Linked DNA regions of Homo sapiens: region 1 is linked to region 2. Evidence: read pairs that join two places in POLR2A ChIA-PET (ENCODE). Cell type or tissue: PC-9. All regions are shown on one strand. Each heading gives the region's core, and the rest is flanking DNA. Links, peaks and the distances in the headings are about the cores only. Region 1 overlaps CAB39 (calcium binding protein 39). Region 2 holds the start of LOC107985998 (a long non-coding RNA gene).

Evidence for each region. Peaks named below come from ENCODE experiments on the same cell type or tissue, not always from the same donor. Only the 100,000 strongest peaks of a DNase experiment are listed, where the experiment ranks them.
Region 1: POLR2A ChIA-PET joins it to region 2 with 27 read pairs; 2 of 35 experiments call an interaction of 5 or more read pairs at or near these places.

What each region holds. Positions count from the first base shown.
Region 1 is chr2:230,771,928-230,782,286 of GRCh38, reverse strand. All of the region lies in intron 2 of CAB39 (calcium binding protein 39), which reads right to left. Among named protein-coding and RNA genes, the nearest start is that of CAB39, 64 kb to the right of the region's middle. RefSeq lists an enhancer at 7,399-7,693. In PC-9, for the core only: no CTCF peak of the experiment used is centred there; DNase peaks (open chromatin) are centred at 3,476, 4,426 and 7,546; H3K4me3 peaks cover 560 bases; H3K27ac peaks cover 7,403 bases.
Region 2 is chr2:231,474,570-231,484,928 of GRCh38, reverse strand. LOC107985998 (a long non-coding RNA gene) reads left to right here and starts at 379. Exons shown (of 2, transcript XR_001739927.3): 1 at 379-2,245; 2 at 5,796-6,572. RefSeq lists a silencer at 1,766-2,095 and enhancers at 2,796-2,935, 3,319-3,829, 3,830-4,342, 8,477-8,982. In PC-9, for the core only: CTCF peaks have their summits at 1,821 and 2,025 (motif pointing left); no DNase peak of the experiment used is centred there; H3K4me3 peaks cover 355 bases.

The sequences.
Region 1 (10,359 bases), core at 1,184-9,183, 700 kb after region 2:
TATATCCAAATATTACCAAAAGATGATCAGAAAATTTTAATAAGTGTTTCACAAGAGAAGGCAATTTAGCAAGTATTTACTAACTGAAGATGACACACACACAACAGATAAACTTGGTTGTGGCCGGGAGTGGTGGCTCATGCCTGTAATCCTAGCACTTTCAGAGGCCGAGCCGGGCGGACCACCTGAGGTCAGGAGTTCGAGACCAACCTGGCCAACTTGGTGAAACCCCGTCTCTACTAAAAAATGCAAAAATTAGCTGGGTGCAGTGGCATGAGCCTGTAGCCCTGGCTACTTGGGAGGCTGAGTCACGAGACTATCTTGAACCTTGGAGACAGAGGTTGCAGTGAGCCGAGATTGAGCCACTGCACTCCAGCCTGGGTGACAGAGCGAGACTGTGTTTCAAGAAGGAAAAAAACAAAACAAAACACAAAACCTTGGTTGTTCTTGTTTAGTTTTGACTTGGTTCCCTTCATAGCAGCTTGCATTAGGGACTATGCCTAGGGCCCCACCTCTGGCCTGCAGGCATTGTGTCAATATATTCTCTGCCCTTGTAACCACATCCTTCTCATCTCCTACCACCCCATTGGTCCCCTCACACCTACTGAGTAAGGTATTCACACTTACAGCTCCTCCAAACACTGTATCCTTTTCAAGCTGCTGAATCATCATGTCACCTAATCCACTGAACCCTTAATGACCACATTCCAGGTCCTGCCAAGCCTGCACATTTCAGTGCCACTCATGCGAGCAGCTCAAGGTCTCTTGGCTCCCCTACATAATCTTAAATGTGCTTTATTCAAATCTTTCTCTACTTGAGCTCCCAAATTTCTGAGCACTGTAGAAAAAGTGATGGAACTTGTGCACATTCGGTTCACCAATACACCATGTCATTCGACTTCAAAGCAGCTCAGAAACAATCCTTTAAACCGGGCTGATTTCCAACCAGTAACTCCCAGCAGCACATATTTCAAGACGGCTCCACTTTCCTCAAGAGCCATTAGTCTCTCTTTACTCCTTTATCTGAACATCTAGCTTCACTCCTCCTATATTAACATAAGACTTTCTAATTAAAACATTCTCAACTTCTTCACTACATCTTGATGTATTTCTGCATCCTATCTCAAACTTGTCAACACACTCAGAATCACCTGAGAAACTTTTAGAAGAGATGCTCAGTTCCCCCGAGATAATTTTTTTTTTTTTGAGATCAGGTCCAGCTCTGTTGCCCAGGTGGAATGCCGTGGTGCAATTATGTCTCACTGCAGCCTTGACCTCCCAGGCTCAAGTGATCCTCCCACCTCAGCCTCCCGAGTAGCTGGGACTACAGGTACACACCACCATGTCTGACCACGTTTTAAATTTTCTGTAGCAATGGGGTCTCATTATGTTGGTCAGGCTGGTCTCAAACTCCTGAGCTCGAGTTATCAGCCCCCTCAGCCTCTCAAAGTGTTGGGATTACAGGCATGAGCCACTGAGCCTGGCTCCAAGATACTTATTAATGACAAAAGGAAAAATAGTAATTTTCCAGTAGACACCACCTTAACCAAATGATGTTACTGACCATCATCAGTAATGAGACTATTGACATCACTGCCTCCTGAACTGATGCAATGAAAAGGGTACTTCACTTCTGTGGTATTCTTGCAAATGCATAATCGACATTGAATCATGAAGAAACATCAGGCAAACCTAAATCAAGGGACACTCTATAAAATAGCTGACTAGTATTTCTCAGAAGTACCAAGGGTCATAAAAGTCATAAGAAAGACTGAGGAACTGTTTCAGATTAAAGGAGACCTAGGGAGATGTTACGACTCCTTACATGTAACGTGTGATCCTGAATTAGATTTTGGTTCAGAAAAAGGACATGAGTAGGACAACTGATGAAACTTGAAAAAGGCCTGTGCATTAGTTAATAGTATTATACCAATGTTATTTTTTGGATTTTGATCATTGCCCTGTGGTTATAAAAGACGTTAACATTTAGGGAGGCTGGGTGAAAGGCACTCTTCTAAACCATTCTGTAAGTCTGATAAGTTCATCAATAATCTTTTTGCCTTTTCTTCACAGGTAAGGGGCATCCTACTTAGTTCCAAGGCTGATGGCTCTCTCTGTGCACTGGAGAAAGGGCTCCCAAACAAAAAGGAGGTTAGCTTTGACTCAGGTACCCCCTGTGCAATTGTGCCAGTTCTGTGGCCTCATGGAAACCTGTTGGGTCTTACTGGACCATCCGATAATTAAGGGAACTGGACCAGATGACCCCTAAGACCCATTCCATTTCTTTAAGATCTCAAACTCCAAATAAAGGTCTTCAATTCTCTTTTGCCCTGTCATCTACATTCCTTCTCTCACCCTGGACATCTCTGTCTCTACTCAAGCTAACATAAAAGCCTGAATGCTCACACTCCTTCTTTCCACTCTTAAGAGCTCCTGCATCCAGGAAGACTCTCCTCCCTCCCATGACTCTCTCCTCCTCTGATGCCTACAGCAGCTGTGACCTTATTTCAGTTGCTGACCTTGTAAGTGCTATAACCTTTCACACATACCTCTCATCTCCCTAACACATTCAAGGGCTTTGGAAAGCGCTTATGATGGCAATTTACACATGGAATGACCTGATGATTTTGTTAACTGACTGAATTGTCTGGGAAGTTTCCTCAGTTGAACATGGTGTTCCAAGACACAGATGCTACATTTCTATGTACCAGTTAGCCTCATATTACTTTTCATGGGCAGACTGCTTTATTAAAAGTAGCCAACTGTTTTATAGATCATGGTCAAGAAGAAAGGCATAAGAGAACAGCCCCCCTTTATAACAAGCCCACTCACTTGCCTAGAAAGAGATGCGGATCATCCCTTACTGCTGACTCGTCTGGGAGGGAGGTACAGAGTTTTGTTTCAGTTCTTAGCTGTTTCCTTATGGCTTCTGAGAAGTGCTTCATCCTGTGTGGCTGTACAGAGCAGCCGTATGTGGTGGGAGTGTGGAGGCTCCAAAAGAGCACAGCACAGAGGAAAGGGTCTGGGGCTTGGCAAAGCTTCTCAGATCAAGGCTCTGAGTTGAGAGGTGAAGTCCCTATGTCCCATGGGGCCAGGCATATTAATTCTAAACTATGGAGCCTGACTTCCACATATGATCAAATGATAACAACTTCATCTTTAATTACATTTAATAATTTTTTAAAGTTAAAATATTTAAGTGTTAGGATCAACTTAAGTAGTAACCAGTATCCCAAAGTTCACACCTAATGCTCACCTCACTAATAACAGTATCAGAAACTAAACTTTCCCTCCCAGGGTGAGGACATAGGTAACTATAGTCACGCACCACATAACGTCTTGGTCAACAGCAGACCACAGAGACAACTGTGGTCCCACAGATACAATACCATATTTTTGCTGTACCTTTTCTATGTTTAGATAAACAAATACTTGCCATTGTGTTCCAACTGCCTACAGTATTCGCTATAGTAACAAGCTACACAGATTTGTAGCCTAGGAGCAACAGGCTGGAAGAAATCGCCTAATGATGCATTTTTTGGAATGTATCCCTGTTGTTAAGTAACGTGTAACAGGACTTCAAATTTTTAAGGATAGAGTCCATAATAACCTCTTCAAGTAGCACTAAGGCTATGAGATTTTTCACTGCCTGCTTTCCCATTAAAAAATAAAACAGGGTGGGAAAATAAGCAATTAGTAAGCTAAACATTAGTACAAATGGCCTTTTCAGAGATCACCAAAACCTCAGGAGGTTTCGTATTAACTCTCTTGACTTAAATCCAATATTCCCACGGTACCTATCAGTGCACTATTTTACTGTCACTAGAGGCAATTGCTGATAAAAAGTAGTGATACAAAAGTACAATTTCAGAAGACTCGAGAAGACAGCTCACATACCCATTAGTGCTTCTATGCAATGTCCTTGAAGTACTCACAGCCCTTACCAACACTCCTCCTCTGGACTCAAGCACTCAGTAGATCCAAACCGGCCTTACGTTAGGAAACAAGGTGACAAGAAGGCTACTTCCACATGAAGGGACAGGACTTTACTTGGTGAGATACAAGACTGGGCTGCCCTCTTCACTGTCCCCAATTTTTAGTAGTTAGTAGCAATTCTAACCTCAATATAGAAAGCACACTTAAAGACAAACATAGTAACATGCTGAAGTATACAAATGGCTAAGTCAGACATTAAAAACCTTACAAAAGATTCTATTTCATAGTAATAGTAACAATCTTAAAAGGATAAAATATTCTTCCTTCTTATCAGAGGCAAAGGCTTTTAGATACGCCACTGGTAGGAAAATAAATTGGTACAACTTTACTGGAGGGCAATTTGGCAAAATGTTATTGAAGAGTTTTAAAAGGTGCAAGGCCTCTGACTCATTTCTGCAACTTCCTGTGAATTATACTTTCAGGAATTTACCCTATGGAAACAGACAAGTACACAAAGGTAAGTACATGCAGTGTTACTTACAACAGCAAAGAATTAGAAGTAAAAGTTATCCCACTGAACTAGTTTAATCATTACGTACCCATAAAATGGAAGAACCACGGCAGGCTTTAAAAATAATTGAGGGCCAGGGGTGGTGGCTCACACCTGTAATCCCAGCACTTTGGGAGGTGGTCAAGGTGGCGATCACTTGAGGTCAGGAGTTCAAGACCAGCCTGGCCAACATGGTGAAACCCCATCTCTATTAAAAATATGAAAATCAGCCAGGTACCTGTAATCCCAGCTACTTGGGAGGCTGAGGCACAAGAATTGCTTGAACCTGGGAGGCAGAAGTTGCAGTGAGCTGAGATTATGCCACTGCACTCCAGCCTGGGTGACAGAGCAAGACTCCATATTTAAAAAAAAAAAAACAAAATTGAGATCTATATGCACATGAAAAGATGTTAAAATTTAAAATTAAAAAAAAAAAAACAAAAAAAACACCAACAGGTTACAGAGCAGCATGACCCCATACTCATTTACTTATCTGCCCCAGAGAGAGGGAGAAAACAAGCTAGAATATGAATGAGAATCCCCACCAAGTTAACAGTAGTCATTTCACGTGGTACTGAATTAAGGATAAACTTAATTTTTTTCTTTATAGTCTTGTATTTTCTGCTTTTTGGGGGAATGAACATACATCATATACATCATTAGAACATGACTTTGTATAGATACAGAAATAAATTAGAATCTATGAAGGAAACAAAGATCTTTCTCGCACACACTCATACACACTTCCCTACTACACAATGTAGAATTCCAATATACTAGTTAGAATAAAGTAAAACTAAAAAAGTGGATGAAAGGCCAGGTGCGGTGGCTCAAGCCTGTAATCTCAGCACTTTAAGAGGCTGAGGCGGGCGGATCATGAGGTCAGGAGATCGAGACCATCCTGGCTAATACGGTGAAACCCCGTCTCAACTAAAAATACAAAAAATTAGCCGGGCGTGGCAGGCGCCTGTAGTCCCAGCTACTGGGGAGGCTGAGGCAGTAGAATGGCATGAACCCAGGAGGTGGAGCTTGCAGTGAGCCGAGATCGTGCCACCGCATGCCAGCCTGGGTGACAGAGCGAGACTCCATCTCGGGGGGGGAAGAAAAAAAGTGGATGAAGTGAGACAGAGCACCTGGAACCATGACCTACTTGTTTCTCCAGAGCAATGAACTAGTGACACTCACAACCACTTGTGTGGATCTCATGGGAATGATGCTGAGTGGAAGAAAGCCCATCTCAAAAGTTTACACACTATATGATTCTATTTATTTAACATTCTTGAAGTAATAAAATGTATAGACTTGGAGAACAGATAAGTGTGATGCAATTGCATAGAGCTATATGCATATCCACACAAACTGTAAAACTGGTGAAATCTGAACAAGCCCTGTGGATTATACCAATGTCAATGCTCTGGTTTTGATATTGTATATAGTTATGTGAGAGGTTACCACTGGGGATATGGGTGAAAGGTACATGGGTTCTCCTGTACTCATTTCAGCAACTTCCTGTGAATTAATTAATTTCAAAATAAACAAAACAAAGTAAGGCAACATAAGACTTCTATAGCGTAAGACCTCTTGCACTCCCCCTCAGTATACCCTTAGGTTGTCTATAAGGCCCTTTTCATTCTACCAAAGCTTGTTTCTCTAGTCTTACTTCCTACCATTCCTCTTTATCTCCACCTCTTAAAGTCACACTGAACTTGTCACTGTTTTCTGAACATGCCATAGGTTGTTTCAAATTCTGTTCCCTTTCACACTTTGCCTGCCAAAAACCTTAAAAATCAGCTTAAACGTCACTTCAAACCTGTCATCTCTGTATCTGTCTCTGACAGACGTAGGAACTGCTTTATCCTCTTGGTTCCCACAGAATTTTATCTGCGCCCCCAAGTCCCTCTATATTATATTATTTACATGTGTATCTCCTCTACTGGATTATATACTTTTTTAAGAACGGGGACAAGGTTTGACTCCTATGCCTATCTGCCCACACAGAGAGGCACTAAAATGTCTGTGGATTCAATCAAACTGGGGATCTCTTGCAAGAGATAATGATGCAAGTAAAGACAGTAGACAACAACAAAGGCAACCATGCATGAGGAAAACGTTAACTCCAATGCGCACCACTGTTAAGTCATCTTTTTAGAAATAATTTTGAAGGGATCTATTTAGCAAAATTTTCCATACCTGTGTTCATTAGTTTACATAACTGAATTGATTCTAACTTACATATAACTAGTTATTGTTAAGAAATGCCTCAAAGAGGCCAGGTGTGGTGGTTCATGCCTGTAATCCCAGCACTTTGGGAGGCCACAGTGGGAGGATCACCAGGTCAGGAGATCAAGACCATCCTGGTCAACATGGGGAAACCATGTCTCTACTAAAAACACAAAAATTAGCTGGGCATGGCAACGCATGCCTGTAATCCCAGCAACTCAGGAGGCTGAGGCAGGAGAACCAGTTGAACCCGGGAGGCGGAGGTTGCGGTGAGCCGAGATCACACCACTACACTCCAGCCTCGCAACAGAGCTAGAGTCTGTTTCAAAAAAAAAAAAAGAAAAAAGAAAAAAAGAAATGCCTTAAAGAGCTCAGATTTGGGGGGAATGATGAGGCTTAAATTATTATTTTTTGTTTTTTTTGAGTTTCTTTAAACCCAATCTTTAACAAAAGAATCATTTTAAACAAGAGTCCTCTAAATATTTACCCATTTATATTTACTGCCTGAAATATCAATTCATTCTACAAGAAGAGATTAAATGACCTTGTTGAAAAAAGAAAGTTCTATATCAAAGTAAATGAAGACCAAGATGTGAAATGGAATCTAAAAGTGAACTGACAGATACTGTTGGTGCCAAGTATTTGATAATAAGAACAATTCTATTATCACATTAATTCCAGTGATAAATGCTTTCTACCTCCCCCAACCCCCACCTCTTTACTAAAGAAAATGTCTGCATAGTCTAAGCTGAATGATCATGGACTAAGGAAAGTCTATTAATAACCTTCTGGTGTCCAAGATTACTGTAAACAAGTTTAGTAACCATGAGTCACTGTTAAATGGCCATGCTATGAAGAGGCTACTCCCTTTCCCCCCTCTTAAAATATGTCAGCAAACTTACTCCTCTCATGAAATGAGTGAATATAGCTATTCAACCCTGTGAACACAAGCATTCATCGTAAGGAAGGGAACCACCTATAAGCTGAGCAAGGCAGCCATACCTCCTTTATACAGCATGTGGTGGGCGAAGAGTGCGTAAATAGTCCCCACATACACCACATCTGTTTGGTTGTTGGCAGTGAAAGACTAAGTCCCACCCCACCCCTGCCCCTAGTTACCTAAAAATAAGGATGGTAACATTAACCGCTTTTTTAAAATGTAAGAAAATTAGTTTTGTATGAATTCTTTTAAAAGAATTAGTCTCCTAAGAGACTAATCTATTTGTATCATACACAATTCTTAATGTGGTAACTATGTACCATATAAAACAAATACAAATACCAACATATAACAAATAAAGGAATAAACACTCAAATGTTATATTTATCATTTTGTCTGTGAGATCACAAGAAATGGATGGAAAAAGCCCAGGGACATAATGAATAAAGTGGAAAAAGGCATAATTTTACCATGGATTTGGCAGAGCTAGGTGTGAATTCCGTCTTTGACTCTAATATAATGAGTCAAAGTAATAAGCCTAGTAAATAACAGCTTTCTTCATCTGGATCACGGGAAACCAGAATCAATTCTATCTCAAAATAAGATGGGGGACTCTATACAAAGGCACCTTGCAAAGTATGGTGGTATATCGATGTAAGGATATGTCAACAGTGCAAAGCTTGAATTCCTTCTAGAATACTTAACTAAGTGGTCACCTAGTCCATGTCAATACCTCTTCAGAAACAGAAAACTTGCTGTCTTCTGAAAAAGTCAGCTTCCACTTACTGTTTTTCCTAATATCAAGACAAAATTGGACTTCTTGTTTTATTTCCACTCATGGGTCTGAATTCTACCTCCTGCCACGATCAGTTCGAATCCTTTTGTTACATTATATGGTCTCCCAAATACATTTTACTAAGAGCAAATCCGCCCTACAACATTACTCTGCTCAAATCTTCTCCCTAGGCTGTACCTCACATCTTGAGGTCATTCAACTGTTCCTCACAGTAGAGTTTTGAATTTCTATGTCAGCCTGGTCACTCCTCTCTTGGCACACTGCAGTTTCTCTACATCCTCAAGTGTGGACTTGCCTATACAGAGTAGAAGATAATCGCTGAATTTCAATAGTGTATTTCAAGTATTGCAATCTAGCCTTCCAATGGCCTTTCTGGGTGCTTTATGGTTTCTAAGCCACATCTGCCCCAGTTGGTACATAAACAGTCTTTTTTTATTCACTACTGAGTTATAAATGACATACAATGAACTCCACATATTTAAAGTACCTAATGTAACACACACACACACACACACACACACACACACACATATATATATATATATACACATACACCCATGAAACCATCAAGATAGTGAACACCTCTGTAACCACCAAAACCGTAACCACCAAAAGCTTTATGCTCCTTTGTGGTTCCCTCCCTCTACCATGCAACCCTTCCCCTAAACATCTTTATCAAAGCTAAAGCAACCACTGATCTGCTTTCTGTAATTATGGATTAGCTTTGTTTTCTAGAGTTTTGTGCAAATAGAATCATATACTATGTGCTCTTTATAGTCTGGCTTCTTTTGTTCAACATAATCACTTTGAGATTCATCCATGCTGTTGTATACAGCAATAGTTTTTTTTTTTTTTTTTTTTTATTGCTGAGTAGTACTCTGTTACATGGATGTACTACAGTTGGTTTATCCACACGTCTGGGCCATTTACAAATAAGGCCGCTATGAACATTTAAGCAAAAGTCTTTTCATGAACATATATTTCTTGTTCTCTTGGGTAAATACTTAAATGGCTAGATCATATGGTTGGTTCGAGTTTGGTTTAAAAAGCTGCCAAACTAGGCCAGGCGTGGTGTCTCACGCCTGTAATCCCAGCACTTTGGGAGGCCGAAGCAGGCAGATCACGAGGTCAGGAGATCGACACCATCCTGGCTAACACGGTGAAACCCCGTCTCTACTAAAAAATACAAAAAATTAGCCAGGCGTCTTGGTGGGCACCTGTAGTCCCAGCTACTTGGGAGGCTGAGGCAGGAGAATGGTGTGAACCAGGGAGGTGGAGCTTGCAGTGAGCCGAGACTGTGCCACTGCACTCCAGCCTGGGCAACAGAGTGAGACTTCGTCTCAAAAAAAAAAAAAAACCTGCCAAACTATTTTCCAAAGTAGTCATACCATCTTATATTCCCACAAGCAGTTCCAGCTGCTCTGTATCCTTGCCAACATTTGGTATAGTCAATATTTTCCATTTTAGCCACTCTAATAGCTGTGTAGTGGAATCTCCTTATGGTTTTACTACACAATTTCCTAATGATTAACATCTTTTCAAGGGCTTATTTGACATCTGCCTATCTCCTTTGGTGAAATGCATATATGAGTATCTTGCCCACTCTTAACTGGATTGTTTCTAACTGTTAAATTCTGAGAATTCTTTATATATTCTAGATGCAGTCTTTTATCAGATATATGCTTTGCAGACTTTCTTCCAGTTTGTGGTTTGTCTTTTTCATTCTTCTAACAGTGTCTTCTGAAGAGCAGGTTTTAATTTTTATGAATTCCATTTATCATTTTTTTTAAAATGAATTGTGCTTTTTGCATAACATCCAAAAATTATTTGCCTAACCCAAGGTCACAAAGATTTTCTTCTGGCAACTTTATAATTTTAGGTCTTACATTTGGCTATGTGATCCATTTTGAGTTAATT
Region 2 (10,359 bases), core at 1,561-9,560:
TTACGTGTAAGTGAATTATTATAAAGGTTTTCATCCTCATCTTCACATTGAGTAGGCTGAGGAAGAGGAGGAGGAGGGGTTGATCATGCTGCCTCAGGGGTGGTCAAGGCACAGACATGGACCCACAGTTCAAACCTGTGTTGTTCAAGGGTGAGTTGGACTCAGAGAAGTGTTACCTCTCCTGTCCCTTCTCCCCTCTCCCACCTTTCACAAGAGGGAATCCCAAGTAGCTGGGATTACAGGTGCGTGCCACCATGCCCGGATAATTTTTTTTTTTTTTTTTTGTATTTTTAGTAGAGATGAGGTTTCGCCATGTTGGCCAGGCTGGTCTGGAACTCCTGACCTCAGGTGATCCACCCGCCTCGGCCTCCCAAAGTGCTGGGATTACAGGCGTAAGCCACCGCGCCTAGCCATGATTCTGTTATTTCTAAGGGCAGGGGAAATCGTAAACATTTTGATAATCAATTTTAATACAAGGATAGAGGCTATAAAATCTAGGCAGAAAAGCATCCCTCTCTTACGGAAGGTCTTTCATATGGTCTGTATATCAAGAATCCCCACAGATACCCTGCAAAGTCGATCCTATTCTTCCATTTTACAGATGAGGGAAGCCTGAGCCTCAAAGAGGTGAGGTAACTTCCCAGGGTCGCACAGCTGGGAAGTCGCAGAGCAGGCGCAGACCACCTGATTGCTCTTGCCCCACCCCCCACCCCCACGTGCTTTTGAGTCCACACTGCAGCCGCCTCTGCTCCACCACCTTCTGTCACCCACAGCGCCCCCACGCTGGGTCCGCGGGCCCCCACGTCCAGACCGCAGGAAGGGACACTGGGAGGGCGGGAACCTGCGCACCCGCTGAAAAGACACAGCCTGGGAAACCGCACCCCAGAGGCAGCCTCCGCGGCCAGCCCAGGGGCAGAGGGGCTCCGGGTCTCAGCGTCTGCGGGTGGCAGGTGGCGTCAGGTCTGCACGACGGATGCTGGGAGGCCTGCAGACGCCCCGAGGAGCCACGGCTTCCTGAGCACACTCGAGAGGCCCGCGCCCCGGGCAAACTGCATGGACTGTGCTCTGCAGGCGCCGCGGCCTTTCCCCGTTCGCTCTCGAGGCCCCTGCGGCCCCCGTCCTACCCTGCCCCAGCTCCTCCAGCAAAGGTCCCCGAACCCGAGGCTTCTGTGCCGCCTTGACAATGGCAGCCCCCTCCTCTGCCACCGCGGGGAAGTCCCGGAACTCCTAGACTTTGTTCTCTTCTTTTCCCGCCGGGGCTGCTAGGGAAGCACTCTTAGGGCCGGCCTCCAGCCTTGGGTTCCCGCCCGGGCCTCGCCGCGCGCCTTCCGCTCTCCACGGGGCCTGCAGCCCGGGACCTGCTGCCCGCCACCCGCTACCCAGGGCTTCCTGCCGGCCGCCAGCGCCACCTGACCCTCCGACGAGAGCCCAGCACTGCCCAACCCAGGCCTTCTGTAGGGTCCCCTCCTCTCCACGTATGGCCCCATTATCCCCACGTGGTCCCCCTCCTCCCCATGGCTGCCCCATGCCCATGTAGGGTCCCCGTTTTCCTTGCGTGGGTTCTTCGTCCTCCCCATGTGGGGTCCCGGCCCTCTCCAGGCTTCTGGAAGGCCGGTGAGCTGGAGACAAGCATGGTCAGGGAGCCCCGGGAAGGCTGAGCAACGGCAGGAAAGGGACGGGCTCAGCGCATTTCTGGGAAGTAAAGTGGCGGGATCCCGAGGCAGCAGGAGTCCTGGCACCCAGGACCACAGTTTGAGAGGCCTGGCGCAAAATGAAAATGCAGGGCTCCTGCTCAGCAGTAACTCAGACGTCAAGATGGCGACAGCAGAGCTTCCACCCAAGCCCGGAGCCCCGCCAGGTGCAGGCCGCACACCCGCGAACCCGCCCTGCTGCATCTGCGAGTGGGGCGCCCAGGGAGGCGAGGGGCTCTGGGGGCTGCCTGGAGAGGCCTGACCCCTTCCTTTCCCGGAGGCCGCTCCCGAGCTATGCCAAACCCGGGCTGCCGCGGCGCTGCCACCTGCTGGCCACCTCGGGCCCCTGCCGCGTCCCTCGGAGAGAAGGACCTTGTGTGGAGTGGGCAAGCGGCTTGGTGGCCCGGACCTCACCTTCACAGAAGAGAAGCTAGCCGGGGAGGGAGTTCACATCGGCTACAGCACCCCAGTGACGGTGGCAGCACGTTACTGTCGCTCTTGAACTGTCCTGTGCCTTACATCAGTAAGGTAGAGATGATGACCCCCCACTACAGGTAAGGAATTAAGAATTGGAGTTTTCTGGCCGGGTGCGGTGGCTCACGCCAGTAATCCCAGCACTCTGGGAGGCTGAGGAGGGTGGATCACCTGAGGTCAGGAGTTCGAGACCAGCCTGGCTAACATGGTGAAAGCCCGACTCTACTAAAAACAAAACAAAAATTAGCCAGGCGTGATGGCGGGCACCTGTAATCCCAGCTACTCAGGAGGCTGAGGCAGGAGAATTGCTTGAACTCGGGAGGCAGAGGTTGCAGTGAGCCGAGATCTCACTGCACTCCAGCCTGGGTGACAGAGTGAGACTCTGTCTTAAAAAAAAAAAATTGGAGTTTTCTGGCTGCCAGAGGCAACGGAGCGGCCTCCCATGACCCTTCTCTGTTCTCCATTTCTCCCCTGATCATTCTCTGGGTACCCGTCTCCCCCGCCACAAACCCCAGTGCTGACTCCCTGGGCTGGGGTGGGGCAGGTGGCCCAGGATCACACTGACATTACCATAACTACTACCTTGCCTGGGCACAGGGGTGAGGCTGTAATCCAGGGACAGTCTGGGGTACTCCTTTGTGGGAGATGGCTTCTGGGAAAGATGTTTTCTAGCTCCCTCTGGACTCTAAGATGTGTAGAGATGAGATTCATTGCTTGAACCACAGCAAGAGACATTCTGCCACCATGATGAAAGCTGGCCTGAGATGACGCTGACACAGAAGTGGAAAGAAAGACAGGAAGATGGCTGCAGGGTGACACCTGTGAGCTGCTGGATCAAGCCGGGCCTGCAGGGCTGAACTTTGCAGTGAATCCCCTGGACTGTTTAAGTCATGCTGACCAGCCACTTGTGATGAAAGGTGTCATAACTGACACTCTGCCCAAAGCCTCCCAAGTTAGACCCAGGACCGAAGACTTCAGAGGCCACAGTTTATCCCACGGATAATGTGCTGCTTGGAAGATTAATTACTGTCTGAGAAGAACAGCAGGGGAACAGGTGGAGAATAGGGCAGGGACTTGCCTTGGGTTCAGATGCAGCTCCATACAGAACAGTGACACGGGCAGTTTGTCTTCACCCCTCCCCTACACTGGGGTCCTTTGCCCACTTGCACCTACCTCCCCTAGCTCCAACCTTTCCCCTGCCTCTGTGTCATCCTCTCTCCACCTGAGGGAGGGAACGAGCTGTGTGTTCGTGGCAGCTTCTTCGTGAGACCAGCAGCTCTAAGCTGGGCGTTGAAGAGGTTGGTGAGTGAGCAGGGCGCGGTGGCTCACGCCTGTAATCCCAACACTTTGGGAGGCTGAGGTGGGCGGATCACTTGAGCTCAGGAGCTCACGAGCAGCCTGGCCAACATGGTGAAACTGTCTCTACTAAAAATACAAAAATTAGCCAGGTGTGGTGGCAGGCACCTATAACCCCAGCTACTTGGGAGTCTGAGGCAGAAGAATCACTTGAGCCCAGGAGGTGGAGGTTGCAGTGAGCTAAGATTCTGCCACTGCACTCCAGCCTGGGTGACAGAGGGAGACTCCGTCCCCTCCCCCCACCCATAAAAAAGGCTGGTGAGTGAAACTTGGGCCCCTGCAGGAAAAGCACTGTGGTCCCAGCTGGCTGATGGGTACAGGGACACAGCCCAACCATCAGATGCTGAGCCCCCTGCCCACTTGGAACCCAGCCCAAGAGCTTTTCTTCAGCCCTGGACCCCTGGCGCTGGTGAGCTCTGGTTTCTTCCTGACCTCCACTGGCCACCGGGCTGGAGATCCCCTGTGGGATCCCACCCCAGCCCTGGGGAGGGGCCAGAGGGAAGCTGGAGGCAGAGTGGGCAGCTGCTGAACTCTGAGCTGCCAGAGGTAGTGAACAGGGTTGTCAGACTGTTTCAACTCAAATTCCAACACAGACACAAAAAACCAACAACAATTATAATCCCCAATAAATAAATTTAACATTTCGATCTTTCCCTTTTGTTTTAGAGATAGGGTCTTGCCCTGTTGCCCAGGCTGGAGTGCAGTGGCACAATCACAGCTCACTGCAGCTTTGATCTCCTAGGCTCAAGAGATCTTCCCTGCTCAGCTCCTGAGTAGCTGGGACTATAGGCGTGCACCACCACACCCAGCTAATTTTTTTTAAAAATGTATTTGTAGAGACCAGGTCTTGCTTTGTTGGCCAGGCTGGTCTTGAACTCCTGGGCTCAAGTGATCTGCCCACCTCAGCTCCACAAAGTGATGCTATTACAGGTGTGATCCACTGCACTTGATCCAAAATGTTTAAATTACATAAATCACAAATGCAGGCCTGGCACAATGGCTCACACCTGTAATCCCAAGACTTTGGGAAGCTGAGGCAGGCGGATCACTTGAGGTCAGGAGTTGAAGACCAGCATGATGAAACCACATCTTTACTAAAAACACAAAAGTTAGGCCGGGTGCTATGGCTCATGCCTGTAATCCTAGCACTTTAGGAAGCCGAGGCAGCAGATCACATGAGGTCAGGAGTTCAGGACCAGCCTGGCCAACATAGTGAAACCCCATCTCTACTAAAAATACAAAAATTAGCCAGGTGTGGTGGCACATGCCTGTAGTCCCAGCTACTTGGGAGTCTGAGGTAGGAGAATTGCTTGAACCCAGGAGGTTACAGTGAGACGAGATAGCACTACTGTACTCCAGCCAGAGGGTGACTCTGTCTCCAAAAAAAAAAAAAAACAAACAAAAAAAAAACCAAAGGCAAACCCTAACCCTATTAAGAAGAAAATGAGTCTGTTTCATCTCCCCAGCCTCCTCACTGCCCCATCAATTTCCAGTTACATTTTGTCACACATTATATGGGAAATTTCCCAGTAATCCACATTATAGCCAAGAGTTTCAATTATGTTGCATGACCTCTTGATTTTATTATTATTTTGTGATTTTTTTTTTTTTTTGAGATGGACTCTCTCGCTCTGTCACCCAGGCAGAGTGCAGTGGCGCGATATCTACTCACTGCAGCCTCCCCCTCCCAAAGTGCTGGGATTACAAGCCTGAGCCACCATGCCTGGCCTATTACCTCATCTTTTAAAGCTCACGTCTTACTATCTAACCAAATCTGCTGTTACCATCAGTTTACTTACGCATCTTTTCACGGTGGTGATTGACACAGGAGGTAAAAGGGAATATTGAAGTGGATTTAACAATGTGCAATGGCGGGAGGTGTTTCCTCGGGGGAGCCTGCTGACTCCTGTAACAGGAGGATCTGAAGGGAGCTTTTTCTTTCTAGACTCCCCGTGTCCCCTGGGCAGTGGCCACAGCCACTTCATTTTTCCGAAGCTCACCCTCTAATCCAGCTTCCATGAAGCACCCAGAGGGATCTTCTCAAAATATTATATAAGATCGTGTCACTCTCTGGCCTAAAACTGTTCAGTGGCTTCCACTGGACTTCAGTCCCTCAAACCCCTACCTGCCTCTCCAGCCCCATTTGCCACCTCTTCCTATCCCGTGGATAAGATTGAGTTCCTTAGTCTTCAAGCCCCTCAGTCTCCCTTGAGGCTCCGAAGGTCCCAGTCCTCTCTCTCAGGCTGCCTACAGCGCTTTCCTCTCCCCTACCAGGCTGACAGATCCCACGGCCCTTCCAGGCCCACCTGAAATGGCATTTCCTCTACAAGCCTCTCCCTAATTCTCAAGTTCACTCCAGAAATGCTTGTGGAGCTCCTGCCCTGTGCCAGGCATCGGACTAGGCCCGAACCCTTCGTGGAGAGCATTGTAGATGCTGGTGATGGGGGCGGAGAGGTGGTGGGAGTCAAATACTCACACTCATGTTCTTAGAGGGAGAATTGAGACTTGGCGCTGGCCGTGAGTGTGGCTAGGTGAATCGGAAGATTTAAAAGACAGCCAGTGAGGCTGGAGGGCAGAGAGTCAGGGGGCAGTTGGGAGTGGCTGGAATTACCCTGGTAGTGCAAAGGTGTTGAGACCGGTTAAAATTCTGGAGCTCCTGTGGAGGTAGAATCGACTGGCATTACATGTTTGCCAAGCTACCTTCTCATTCAGCCTCTGCTGTAGGTCTGCAAATAATCCAGTCCTGGTCCAGTGAGAGCTGTATTTCTCCTTGAAGTTAATACATTTTTTATATGAAAATTTTTATTGTAATATAATTCATAACAGTAATAGCCACCCTCTTAAGGGTACAGTTAAGTGGGGCTTTTTGGTATATTCACAAAGTTGCACAACCATCACAACTACCTAGAACGTTTTCATCGCCTCAAAAAGAGACCCCATACCCATTAGCAGCCACTGCCTATTCCCCTCTGCCCCTGGCAACCACTAATCTGCCCTCTGTCTACAGACTTGCTGATTCTGGATATGTCATATAAATGGAATCATAAAATATTTGGTATTTGCATCTGGCTTCTTTCACTTAGCATGTTTTCAAAGTTCATCTACGTTGCAGATCAGTACTTTTTTTTATTGCTAAGTAACATTCCACTGTATGGATATATCACAATTTGTTTATCCATTCATCAGCTGATAGACATTTAGGTTGTTTTGCTTTTTCTTTATTATAAATAATGCTGCAGGGCTGGGTGTGGTGGCTTAACGCCTGTAATCCCAACACTTTGGGAGGCAGAGGTGGGAGGATCGCTGGAGCTCAGGAGTTTTGAGACCAGTGTGGGTAGAATAGTGAGACCTCAATTCTACAAAAAATTAGCGCAGTGTGGTGGCAAGTGCCTGTAGTCCTAGCTACTTAGGAGGCTGAGGTGGGAAGATCGCTTGAGCCCAGAAGGCAGAGATTGCAGTGAGCTGAGATCACGCCACTGCACTCTAGCCTGGGGAACAGAGCAAGACTGTCTCATGAAAAAAAAAAAAAGTTGCTATGAACATTTGTGGACAAGTTTTGTTATGGACATGTGCTTTCATTTCTCTTGGCTATATACCTAGGAGGAGATTTGCTGGATTGTAAGGCTACTCTGTGTTTAACCATTTGAGGAACTGCCACACTGTTTTCCAAAGCAGTTGCACTATTTAACATTGCCATCAGCAGCGTACGAAAGTTCCAATTTCGGCTGGGTGCAGTGGCTCACGCCTGTAATCCCAGCACTTTGGGAGGCCAAGGTGGGTGGATCACGAGGTCAGGAGATCAAGACCATTCTGGCTAACACAGTGAAACCCTGTCTCTATTAAAAATACAAAAAATTAGCCGGGCATGGTGGCACGTGCCTGTAGTGCCAGCTACTCGGGAGGCTGAGGCAGGAGAATCGCTTGAACCCAGGAGGCAGAGGTTGCAGTGAGCCAAGATCGTGCCACTGCACTCCAGCCTGGGTGACAGAGCGAGACTCCATCTCAAAAAAAAAAAAAAAAAAAAAGAAAAAGTTCCAATTTCACTACATCCTCACCAATACCTGCTTTTCACTGACTCTTTTCTTTTTGCAGAGATGGGGTCTCATTATGTTGCCCGAGCTGGTCTCAAACTCTTCAGTTCAAGCGATCCTCCCATCTCAGCCTCCTGAAGTGCTAGGATTACAGATGTGAGCCACTATGCCCAGCCTTAGCTGACTTTTTAATTATAGCCATTATACTGGGTGTGAAGATGTAGCTTTTTTTTTTCTGAGATAGGGGTCTTGCTATGTTGCCCAGGCTAGTCTTGAACTCCTAGCCTCAAGCAATCCTCCTGCCTTAGCCTCCAGAGTAGCTGAGATAGATGTAGTTTATTGTGGTTTTGATTTGTATTTCCCTGATGGCTAATAACGTTGAGCATCTTTTCATGTTCTTATTCACTATTTGTATATATTTGGAAAAATGCCCTTTGCCCATTTTACAATTGGCTTGTTTTTTTGTCATCAGATAGTAGGTCTTTATATTCTGGATATTAACTCTTTATCAGATATATGATTTGCAAGTATTTTCTCCTATTCTGTAGATTATCTTTTCATTTTTTTCTTGGCCATTTATTCTTAAACTTTTATATAAATTTTAGGATCAGCTTGTTGATTTTTAGGATCAGCTTGTTGATTTCCACAAAAATCAATTCCTGAAATTTTGACAGGAATTGTATAGAATCTGTTTATTAATTTGGGGAGTATTGTCATCCTAACAAAATTAAATCTTCTGATCCATGAACATAGGAAGTGTTTCCATTTATTAGGTCTTTATTTCTATGTTGTTTTGCAGTTTTGAATGTTTGTCTTGCACTTCTTTTGTTAACTTTATTTATAAGTATAATGTTTCTTTTTGATGCGGTTGTAAATTGAATTTTTTTTAATTCAATTTTTGATTGTTCATTGCTATTGATAGAAACACCCTTGATTTTTACATATTGATTTTGTATCTTTTGTATCTTGCTGAACTTTTTATTAGCTCTAATAGTTTTTTTTGTGTTTGTGTATCCCGTTGGATTTTCTATACACAAGATCATGTTATCTGCAAATAGAGATAGTTTTATTTCTTTTTTTTTTCTTGCCTAATTGCCCTGGATGGCACCCCCAGTACAATTTGAATAGAAGTGATGAGAGCAGATACCTTTGCATTGTTCCTGATCTTAAAGCTTTCAGTCTTTCACACTGGGTTAGATGTTTTTGTAGATGCCCTTTATCAGATTGAGGAAGTACCCGTCTACTGTTTTGTTCAGTGTTTTGCTTTTTATTAAACATGAAAGGGTGTCAGTTTTTGTGAGCTCTTCCTGCATCTGTTGAGATAATTATATGCCTTTTGTCCTTTATGGTTAACACATTTTTATTTATTTATTTGTTTTGACACGGAGTCTCATTCTGTCACCCAGGCTGGAGTGCAGTGGCACAATCTCAGCTCACTGCAATCTCCGTCTCCCGGGTTCAAGTGAATCTCCTGCCTTAGCCTGCCATGTAGCTGGGACTACAGTTGCAGGCCACCATGCCCGGCTAATTTTTGTATTTTTGATGGAGATGGGGTTTCACCATGTTGACCAGGCTGGTCTCGAACTCCTGGCCTCAAGTGATCCGCCCACCTCGGCCTCCCAAAGTGCTGAGATTACAGGCATGAGCCACCATGCCCAGCCGGTTAACACATTTTTAAAAGCAGTTACCTAGACAGGGTAGAGAAGTAGGAACGAGGAAAATGGAAGACAAGCGCAAGAGAGACTTTTAACTGTCTTTTATTTATTTTATTTTATTTTATTTTGAGATGAGGTCTCTCTATATGCAGTGGCTATTCGCAGGCATGATCTGGCTTGGCTGGAAGTGGTAGCTCACACCTGTAATCCCAACACTTTGGGAGGCCAAGGCAGGCAAATCATGTGAGGTCAGGAGTTCGAGACCAGCCTGACCAATATAGTGAAACCTTGTCTCTACTAAAAATACAAAAATTAGCGAGGTGTGGTGGCGCATGCCTGTAATCCCAGCTACTTGGGAGGCTGAGGCAGGGAATTGCTTGAACCCAGGAGGCGGAGTTTGCAGTGAGCCAAGGTCACGCTAGTACACTCCAGCCTGGGTGACAGAGTGAGACTCTGTCTCAAAAAAAAAAAAAAAAAAAAAAAAAAATGATCTAGCTCACTATAGCCTTGAACTCCTGGTCTCAAGCTAGTCTCCTGCCTCAGCATCCTGAGCAGCTGGGACTATAGGCACACCACAGCACCTGGCACCTTTTATAATTTTTGGTTTCTTGGATGTATTTATTACACAAAAAATTAAATAATAATAATTATTATTATTTTGAGATGGAATCTCGTTCTGTCGCCCAGGCTGGAGTGCAGTGGTGCCATCTCAGCTCACTACAATCTCTGCCTCCCAGGTTGAAGCAGCTCTCCTGCCTCAGCCTCCTGAGTAGCTAGGATTACAGCCACCACACACAGCTAATTTTTCTATTTGTAGTAGAGACGGAGTTTCATCATGTTAGTCAGGCTGGTCTTGAACTCCTGACCTCAAGTGATCTGCCTGCCTTGGCCTCTCAAAGTCCTGGGATTACAGGAGCGAGCCACCACTAAATTATCTTTAAAAATTTTTATATATGGTACTAGATGTATCCATGAAATAAATATTTTGATAAAATTAAATAAAATGTACTATCTTAACCATTTTTAAGTGTATAGTTCAGTATAGTCACATTGTTGTGCAACCTATTTCTAGAACTTTTTCATCTTGCAAAACTGCAACTCTTGGGCTGGACACAGTGGCTTATGCCTGTAATCTCAGCATTTTGGGATGCC